Linked DNA regions of Mus musculus: region 1 is linked to region 2. The links are chromatin loops, found by intact Hi-C in ENCODE. Cell type or tissue: heart. All regions are shown on one strand. Links, peaks and the distances in the headings refer to the core of each region. The heading gives the core; the rest is flanking DNA. Region 1 holds the start of Zfp629 (zinc finger protein 629). Region 2 holds the start of Zfp768 (zinc finger protein 768).

What was found. Hi-C counts contacts between places; a loop is a spot of excess contacts. Peaks named below come from ENCODE experiments on the same cell type or tissue, not always from the same donor. Only the 100,000 strongest peaks of a DNase experiment are listed, where the experiment ranks them.
Region 1: a loop joins it to region 2, with 3 times the contacts of the local background. A loop is called at or near these places in 3 of 42 quality-filtered maps.

The regions. Positions count from the first base shown.
Region 1 is chr7:127,612,820-127,617,197 of GRCm38, reverse strand. Zfp629 (zinc finger protein 629) reads left to right here and starts at 1,926. Exons shown (of 3, transcript NM_001362196.1): 1 at 1,926-2,115. In heart, for the core only: a CTCF peak has its summit at 2,536; DNase peaks (open chromatin) are centred at 1,927, 2,557 and 3,417; H3K4me3 peaks cover 2,523 bases; H3K27ac peaks cover 2,172 bases.
Region 2 is chr7:127,343,976-127,348,353 of GRCm38, reverse strand. It overlaps Zfp768 (zinc finger protein 768), which reads left to right and starts at 3,040. Exons shown (of 2, transcript NM_146202.1): 1 at 3,040-3,205; 2 at 3,479-4,378. The coding sequence starts at 3,118. In heart, for the core only: no CTCF peak of the experiment used is centred there; DNase peaks (open chromatin) are centred at 1,463, 2,153 and 2,683; H3K4me3 peaks cover 3,028 bases; H3K27ac peaks cover 2,609 bases.

The sequences.
Region 1 (4,378 bases), core at 61-4,060, 270 kb before region 2:
CACACACACACACAAAGTTACAAAGTGATAGCTTTCGGGGCTCAGGGAGTTAACTCACATCCTGCCTTTATGTAAGCAGTGTCTGACTTCAACAGACATCCTGCAGGTGCCTTAGTTTTCTCCAGCAAGCAAGCAGTTTTTTGTTTTGTTTTGTTTTTTTTTTAAACAAAACTAGTGGTTAGTTCCCAGGACCCATTGTCTTGCAAGGACAATAGAGGCAGTTTCTTAAGTTTAGCTTGCAGTTCAGGGCAGTCCTTATCTTAGGCAAGTTTGCTGTCAGGGTGCATTTTACTAACTAGCAGTTTACAAACTGAAGCAGTTTTCTCATTGATTTGTTAAGTATAGCAGTCTTTAAATTTTGAACGTTATTCATTATTATAAGTCAATATTTATTTATTGGTGTTTTAACATGTAGCCTCACTGTGTAGCCTAGGTTGGTCTTTTCCCCCCATTAATTTATTTATTCACTTTATATCCCCATTGCTGCCCCCTTCTTCCCAGGCCTGCCCCTATCCCCCTTCCCTTCTCTTCTGAGAGGGTGGAGCCTCCCCTGTTTCTATTCCCTCACCCTGGCACATCAAACATAGCTAGATGCATCCTCTCCCACTGAGACCAGACAAGGCAGCCCAGTTAGGGGAACAAAATCCACAGGCTGGCAAAAGCTGTAGAGACAACCCCTGATCCAGCTGTGGAGGACTCACATGAAGACCGAGCTATATACATCTGCTACATGTGTGGGGGAGGGGGGTTTGACCCAGCCAGTATATATTCACCTAGGTTGGTCTTAATTCATGGTGATTTTCCTGTGTCAGCTTGCAGTGCTAGAGTCACAGCTATTCACTCCCATACAGGGCTTGGAATTTATTTATTTATTTATTTATTTATTTATTTATTTATTTATTTATTTAAGGTTTGAAACGAGTCCTATTGTGCATCCCAGGCTGATCCTGAAGTCCAACTCTTGATTCTCCTGCCTCAGCCTACTAATGGCTGAAGATTACAGGTGGTGTGCTTAGCTACTATGGAACTTTTTGAGGGTAGAATGTTCAATTGTTCAACTCTGGTCTCCTCACACCTGGGTTCATTGAAAACTGTGGCCTCGAACTTTACCTCACATCTCATGTCTTGATTAATTTGCCTTGTAAAATGGGGATGATTCTAAGTCCTCTCTCAGGATGTGGTGGGGAGAAAATGAGACACAAGCAGGAACAGTTTGGGAGCCCTGTGAGGTTCCTTGTTTAGAAACAGGGTCTCGCTAGGTAGCCTGGAGCTATGTGGGCCACGAATATTTTGAACCTTCAGGTCCTCCTGCCTCTGTCTCCCAAGCAACGGAATTACAGGAATTCACCACTACTTCTTGCTCCCTAAGTTTATGGAAGGATTGCCCTGCAGTGAGTTGCATACCTTACCACCGAGCTGCTGGGAAGGGGTAATGCTTGCCTACCTTGTCAGTTTCTTCCTCCAGGGAGACCTGACCACCGGTGGGGGGGTGAGAGGTGGGTAAGAGGGTCCGTAGCGCTGGGTAGCCTTGCCTGGCCCATTAGCTTCTGCTCTTACCGCTAGGTCAGCCCACCCAACCTTTGCTTTCACCTCCTAATCACCAACCCAGGCATACCAGCCCCAGTCCTGGGTGAGTCCAAACAAAGGCGGGTCTCAGGGGACCCGCGGCGGCCGAATCTGAGATCAGCTTAACTGAGCGGCTGGCAGAGTCTTTGGAGAGAATGGCCAGAAATCCGAAGACCTTCGCCGGCCTCTGAGCTCCCCCAAAAGCTGATCTTCCGTGATTCCACTAGACACTGGGAGAGGGGCGTCATCAGCCACCTCCTTGCTTCCATACCCACCCCCTCATTTTTTCCCAGGCTGTGGGAGGCAAAGGGTTAAATCCCATAGAGCTGATGTTCTGACTCCAGGCTAGAGGGGCCCGGGAAGCTGGGGTCACTTCCTGCTCCGTCCCAGTCACCCTGAACTGGTCCCCGGGTCCTCAGCCTGGAATCACCCCTTGAGAAGGACCCTAGAGTTCCCGGCATCTAGCCCGTCCCCCGAGGCAGGGCACTTAAGGGGTTAAGTCCCCTGGGGCTGGCCTCTGCCTTTCGGCTTTTCCCAGACCCCAGAGCCGTGAGTTGGGGCCGCCTGGGTTCCCGGGGTGGCCTGGAGGCCCGGGACAGCCGCCGGGGAACAATAGGGCCAAGGAGGCGGCGACGGGCGAGGGGCGCAGGCCGGGCCCGGGGCGGCGGGGGACGGCGGCCGGGGGATTGTGAGAACCGCGCGGGGACCGCCGTGGGGGAGGGGAGGCGCGCGCGCCCAGAGAGCGAGTCCGGCCGGGGGCGGCGAGGCGGCCGCCGCTCTCCCGGAGCCGGGCAGCCTGGGCGTCCGCGGCGGGGAGGGAACGCCGGCGGCTCGCCTGGGCTTTGGGAGCCGGGGACAGGGTGGGTGCTCCCGGCCGGAGGCGCTCAAGTCTTGGTCCGCCGGGGTGCGGGGGGCGGCGTCGAGGGCGGTCCCGCTGCCTCCTGGTCAGGGTCACCCTGGGCCGCGCGCACCTCCGCGGGAAGGCAGCCGTCTCCGGCAGTCCTTCCCGCCTCGGTCCTCTGGGGGTCGTCCGGGGCAGGAGGCTGGCGCTCTTGGGCCTGGGCTGGTTCCCAGTAGTAGTCGCCTCGCAGTCTTTGCTACTTCTTGCATGTGGCCTGGTTATTAACTCTTTCCCTTCTACGGTAGGCCCTTGAGTTTTAAGTTTCTCTGTCCAAGTATCTAAGCTCCTACCTGTTCTCGGTCAGCTCAGCAGGGTAACCTTCTCCTCTCCGGGGGGCCCCCATCTCTCCCTAAAAACACTTAGAGATAGGGGATGGCTAACTCACTTCTCGGCTGCATTAGCAGTTGGTCAGCTGTCCATTGCTTCACCTGCTTCACACCCCAGCTACCTCTTGGTGAGCTTTGTCCTCTTTGTCCCTGTGCACAAAGTACCTATGCACACTGTCACCCCGAGGGTAGATTATTCCAGGGATTCCGTTAGATGTCAGCGCCCTCCTGCAGCCCTGTTCTCTCTCCTGGGGATCACCCCCGGGATTTTGAGTGACAGATATGACTCCTTCCCCTGGGGGCTCACTCTGACGAACTTATGTCACTTTTCTGACATCGATCTGCAAACTGATCTTAAAAGACACTGAACAAGATAGGCTGGCTTTCTGGGAGCATGAGGTGTCCAGCTCACTCAGTCCTCCAGCAGAGTTTTTACTGGGTACTTGTCCTAGGTGTGTGATGAAGCATCAACAAAAAGAATAAGGCAGAAGGATGGGTCCCCAGGTGTGTGTCTGGGTGGCTTTGGGGACATCCGTACCTAGAGCTCAGAGACGCAGCCTCTCAGACCTCCTCACTGGGTCTGACTTTTGCAGCCGAGGGAACTGGGCTTCCCTGCACTTTTCTGGCTCATTCTCGGGCTTCCGAGCTCTCCTCCTCTCCTGCCAGGAGACCACAAGTAGGAGTCTCATGTGACTGTCAAGGTCAACCCATGCCACAGGGCAAGCCAAACACAGAACGCGGAATTTGTGGTCTTAGCCCTGTTACTTCCCGCCTTGGGGCCTTGGAGACATTTCCCCCAGTGTCTACTTACTAATCTGTAAAATGGACAAATGACTCTTAAGTCTCTCAAGGCAGTGAAAGGAAGAAGACACCTGGTAGTCACCTATGCTCTCTACACACTTGCTTCCCTCCCCTCCTTGCTTGTCCTTTCTCCTTCATTTTGTTTGAGACAAGGTCTCGGGTAGCTGGGACTGACCTTGACCTTGACCTTCTGATCCTCTGGTTTCCATCTCCCAAGTATGCCACCGAGTCAGGCTCCCCTTTTCCTTGCCTTCGTCTCCTGTAGGAGCCCCTGACTTCAGACTCCCCTTCCCACCCATAGGCTATCCTCTGTGCTTGGAGAATGGCAAACTGCCCCCACTCTTTGTGAGTAGTTGTCCCTTCAGGGAAACTTTTTTTTTTAACCCCTTAAAAAGAGTCAGTCTCAGTTCTCTCTGGGGCTCATAAGGGAAAAGTTTATTGCTCTCAATTAGCAGTCCCATAAAGGAAGAAAATTGGAGTCTTAATGAGCTTCCTCTGATTTGCAAAATAACACGTTTCCAGGCCTCTGGGCATCAGATGTGTGGGGTGAAAGCCTGCCTCCCATCTGAATGTTGGATAGCGCTCCAGCCTTCAGTGCAGGTACAGAGGGTTATGACGATGGGGTTTCCATTGCCTCTCCATTCACCGACTTGCTTCATTGCAATCTGGAAGATTTGCAGTATTTGGAACCAGGCCTTTGAGACTAAGGGGCTCAGTGAGAAATGGTGTCGGAGAAGTGAGTGGCGGCAGGTCCCCGAGAGTCACACAAGTGGGAGCACAAAGA
Region 2 (4,378 bases), core at 140-4,139:
CTACAGAAAATAATCCCTTACAGAAAACAATCGTTTGTTTTTAGATCACACACACGCTCTCTCTAGGTATATTTTTTTTCTTTATTACCAAATTGAAAATAGTCAAGTTGGTATCCACAGTGCATCTCCCAAGCAGATCTGCATTTTCTCTTCCTCACACAGTTTTAGCAAGCACTCTACCACTGGCTATGTTCCCAGCCCCTCTAAATTACTAACAATATCCAGGATAATGTCAAGTTATTACACTGTTTTCTGGGGAGTACTGGCAAAGCAAAGCTGTGTATATTTAGCACAGACAGAAACTATTACCACTATCCCCAGTGTTGAAGGCTAACCCCAGGACTTTGTGTCAAGCACTCTGATTTCTGAGTTACATTCTCAGCCCTTCATATATATATATATATATATATATATATATATATATATTAACGTTTGGTTAAATGAGAAGGTGCAGAACCCACAGATGAGAAACCGTGGTATTTTCAAGGCAAGGCTTACTTTCTGAAATGCAGACTGTCCCCTTTGTCATGCAGACTCCATGAAGCCAGCATCTCGGTCCCAGTCATTGGATATGAGAAACTCACTGAATGGGCTGAAGCTGCTCTGATGCTTCAGATGAAGACCAGAAGTTCATGTAGTCTGAACTAGGGGCATAAAAGCAGTTTTCCCAGAAAGCAGGGTGTTGTGACCCATGGCTGAATGTGTCTGCTATTGAAGGACATTTTTTTTTTCTAGTTCAACAACGGGGGAGTGAATACAAATCTGCTTGGGAGAGGCACTGTGGCTGCCAACTTGACTGTTCTCAACTTGGTTATGAAGAAAAGGAGAAACAGAAGAAGACAGAAAGATGAGGAAGAGGAGGGGGAGAGGGCGGGAGAGGGGGAGGGAAAAGGGAGGGGAGAGGAGGAAGAGGAGGAGGAGGAGAGAAAGAGGAGGAGGCAGCTAGGGGTGTAGCTCAGTTGATGGAGTCTTTGCCTCATACTCACAAGGCCGAGCATGGTGTCACATACATATAGTCCCAGTCCTCTGGAGACGGGGACAAGAGGATCCTCAGTTCATAGAGAAGTCAAGGCCAGTCTGAGGTAAAGAGAGACCATTCCTGGACAGACACATCACTACTAGATCTGGACATCTGACACCCAAAAGGCTTAGCAGAGTCTTCAGAATCTTCAAACTTGCTGGCTGTGAAAACCCTTGATTATAGTATGCAGGAAGCTGAGCGCAGCGAATTGGCTCGTTAGCTGTCAAGACTACCAAACTTGCTTCAGTAGAAGAGTAGAAAATGATTAGATTAGATTAGATTAGATTAGATGATACTGACGACACGACTGTTCCATGCGAGAGTTAGGGGAAAGTCTTTATCTTATTTCTAATTGTCGATAGGAGAGAGAGAACAGCCAAAGCCATCTGGAAGAGTGCAGAGCACAGGGAGACAGGGAGAAAGGCTGAACAGGGCCCGCAGACTGGGCGGGGCCAGGGCTATCTGCAGGTATTCCTTCTACGCTCCGCCCAACAGTTACCTAGCAACAGCCAGGTAGGTCTGGCTTGCTATAAAAGGGCCTGTTTGGCCCACCTTCCTTCTTTCTCTTCTCTTCTTTCTCTTCTCTTCTCTTCTCTTCTCTTCTCTTCTCTTCTCTTCTCTTCTCTTCTCTTCTCTTCTTCTCTTCTCTCTTTTCTCCTCTCTTTTCTTCTCTTCTCTTCTCTTCTCTTCTCTCCCCTTCCCCCTCCCCCTTCCCTTCTGGAACTCTTCAGTGTCACTCTCCGAACTGTCCCGCACGCTTGTGAGAAAATCAAGAAACGAGGAATCAAACACAAGATTTGGAAAGGGAAGAAATTAAAGGTCGTCCTATGTTAGTATCTCTGGAGTGGCCCCTCAGCACCTGTAAAACCTGAGAGCAGAAGAAACGAGAAGGGAGAAAAGCAGAGGAGGAAGGGTGTCTACCCTAAGAGCCCTAGGCTTCCATTCTTCCTAATACAGGACAAACGGCTCAGGGGAAAGTTTACAAAGCGCAGGCCGAGCTCGCGAGGAGACGCCCGGCGCCTCCCTCTCTCACTCCCGCAGGCATTCCGGGCATCCTGTTAGAATGGCCTGAACGCCCTCTGCTCTACACGGCCCGGACCCACGGTGACCCCGGGACCACGGTGAAGCAGAGACAGCCGGCCCCAACAACCAATCCTGGGAGGAGTGGGCGGTGCCTCGCGGCGCGGAGGCGGAGCTGTTTCTCTGGCAACGAGCCCGCATCGCGGAGGGGGAGGGGAGGGCGAGGGAGGGGGGAGTGGGCGCGGGTGTCACTGTCGTAGCTCGGCGGGCTAGCAGGCTCTGGGCTCCAGAGCCTGGTTGTGCGGTCAAACGGGCGTCCGTCCGCGTTCCCGGTGCCAGTCCGAGTGCCCCGAGGCTGAGGCGAGGAGCTAGCCGCCTCCCCCGCTGGCGCCGGGAAGCGTCGCTCCTTCTCGCTGACCTTGGTCTCACTTGCCGCTTCGCCCTTGGCCACACTCAGTAGCCAGCACATGGTCGGAGAAACCTGCAGACAGGTCCCCGGTTAGGCCGAGACCCGCGATACAGACACACAAACTGCTGTTGCCCTTCCCGCCGGCTCCGGGGCGTCGGGTCGCCCCCACCCCCCGAGGCCCGGGAGATCCAGTCCAGGGTTAATGCCAACGAGTTTCCACCTCCAGCCGCTCCTAGAGAGGCCGCGGCGCGAGCCAGCGGGGGGAACTGGCCAGGGACGGACACTTCCTGTGCGGGGGGAGGGGGCAGGGGCGCAGTAGCCCGGCCGGGGCTAGGGGCCGAGACTAGAGGGTCTCGGGCTGGGAGTTGTGGCTGGGGGACGGCCGGAGGAGTCGCCTCGCCCCTCACCTCCGAGGCCACGACGCGCGGGGGCCGGTGAGGGCCACGAGACAATCGGGGACCTTGGGAGGGGGGCGGGGCAGCGGACAGGGGCGGGGCCGGAGAGGCCCAGGGTCAAGACGTCCGGCCTTCGCGGCCGAAGCCAGGCCGCCCGGTCTCCTCGGAGGCTCTGAACGCGCGGGTGGCGAGGGCTCGGGGCTCCAGGCACTCGAACTGGGTCGTAGGATCGTCCGCCATCGCCACCGCCGCCGCACTGGGAACTGGCAGGGATGGAGCGGGAGGCGTCGTCGTGGGGCCTGGAGTCCCGGGATGTGCACAGTCCCAACGCAGTGGGCAGCCCCGAAGGGTCTCTCAAAGGTGAGGGAAGGACCGCGCCTCTTAGGAGTGTGCCAGAAAACTGGGCTGTGGCCTGCGGGAGGGAAATAAGGCCGGAATCTTAAACACTTGGAAGTGGGGTGGAGGGTGGAGACTGAGTGCCCCGGGTCTTTAGAGGGGAGGTGGTACATTTTGTCACCTCACTTGTAGGGGCCAATGACCCTGCTTGGGGAGTGGGAAGAGAATTTTGGGACAATTAATGGACCCAATGACCTTCCAGACCCCCATTCAATCTGGATTTTCTGTAATTCTCAGATCCTGCAGGCAACACAAGTGAGAATGAAGAAGGGGAAATTTCTCAGCGAGAAGGCAATGGGGACTATGAAGTTGAAGAAATACCTTTTGGGCTTGAACCCCAAAGCCCAGAGTTTGAGCCACAAAGCCCAGAATTTGAATCCCAGAGCCCCAGGTTTGAGCCTGAAAGCCCAGGGTTTGAATCCCGAAGCCCTGGGTTTGTGCCCCCAAGCCCTGAGTTTGCACCCAGAAGTCCTGAATCAGATCCTCAGAGCCCGGAGTTTGAATCCCAGAGTCCTAAGTATGAGCCCCGAAGCCCTGGCTGCCATCCCAGGAGCCCTGGCTGTGAACCTGGGAGTCCTAGGTATGAACCCAAAAGCCCTGGGTACGGTTCAAAGAGCCCCGAATTTGAATCTCAAAGTCCAGGGTATGAATCTCAGAGCCCCGGGTATGAACCGCAGAACTCTGGAGATGGCGTTCAGAATTCTGAGTTCAAAACCCATAGCCCTGAGTTTGAAACTCAAAGTTCCAAATTCCAGGAAGGTGCAGAGATGCCTCTGAGCCCCGAGGAAAAGAATCCCTTGAGCATCTCCCTAGGAGTCCACCCCCTGGATTCCTTTACTCAAGGGTTTGGGGAGCAGCCCACAGGAGCGCTGCCTCCATTTGACATGCCTTCGGGGGCTCTGCTGGCTGCACCCCAGTTTGAGATGCTCCAGAATCCACTGAATCTGACAGGAACCCTGCGTGGGCCAGGCCGTAGGGGTGGCCGGGCCAGGGGTGGGCAAGGCCCTCGACCTAACATCTGTGGCATCTGCGGGAAGAGCTTTGGACGAGGCTCGACCCTGATCCAGCACCAGCGCATCCATACCGGCGAGAAGCCTTACAAATGTGAGGTTTGCAGCAAGGCCTTTTCCCAGAGCT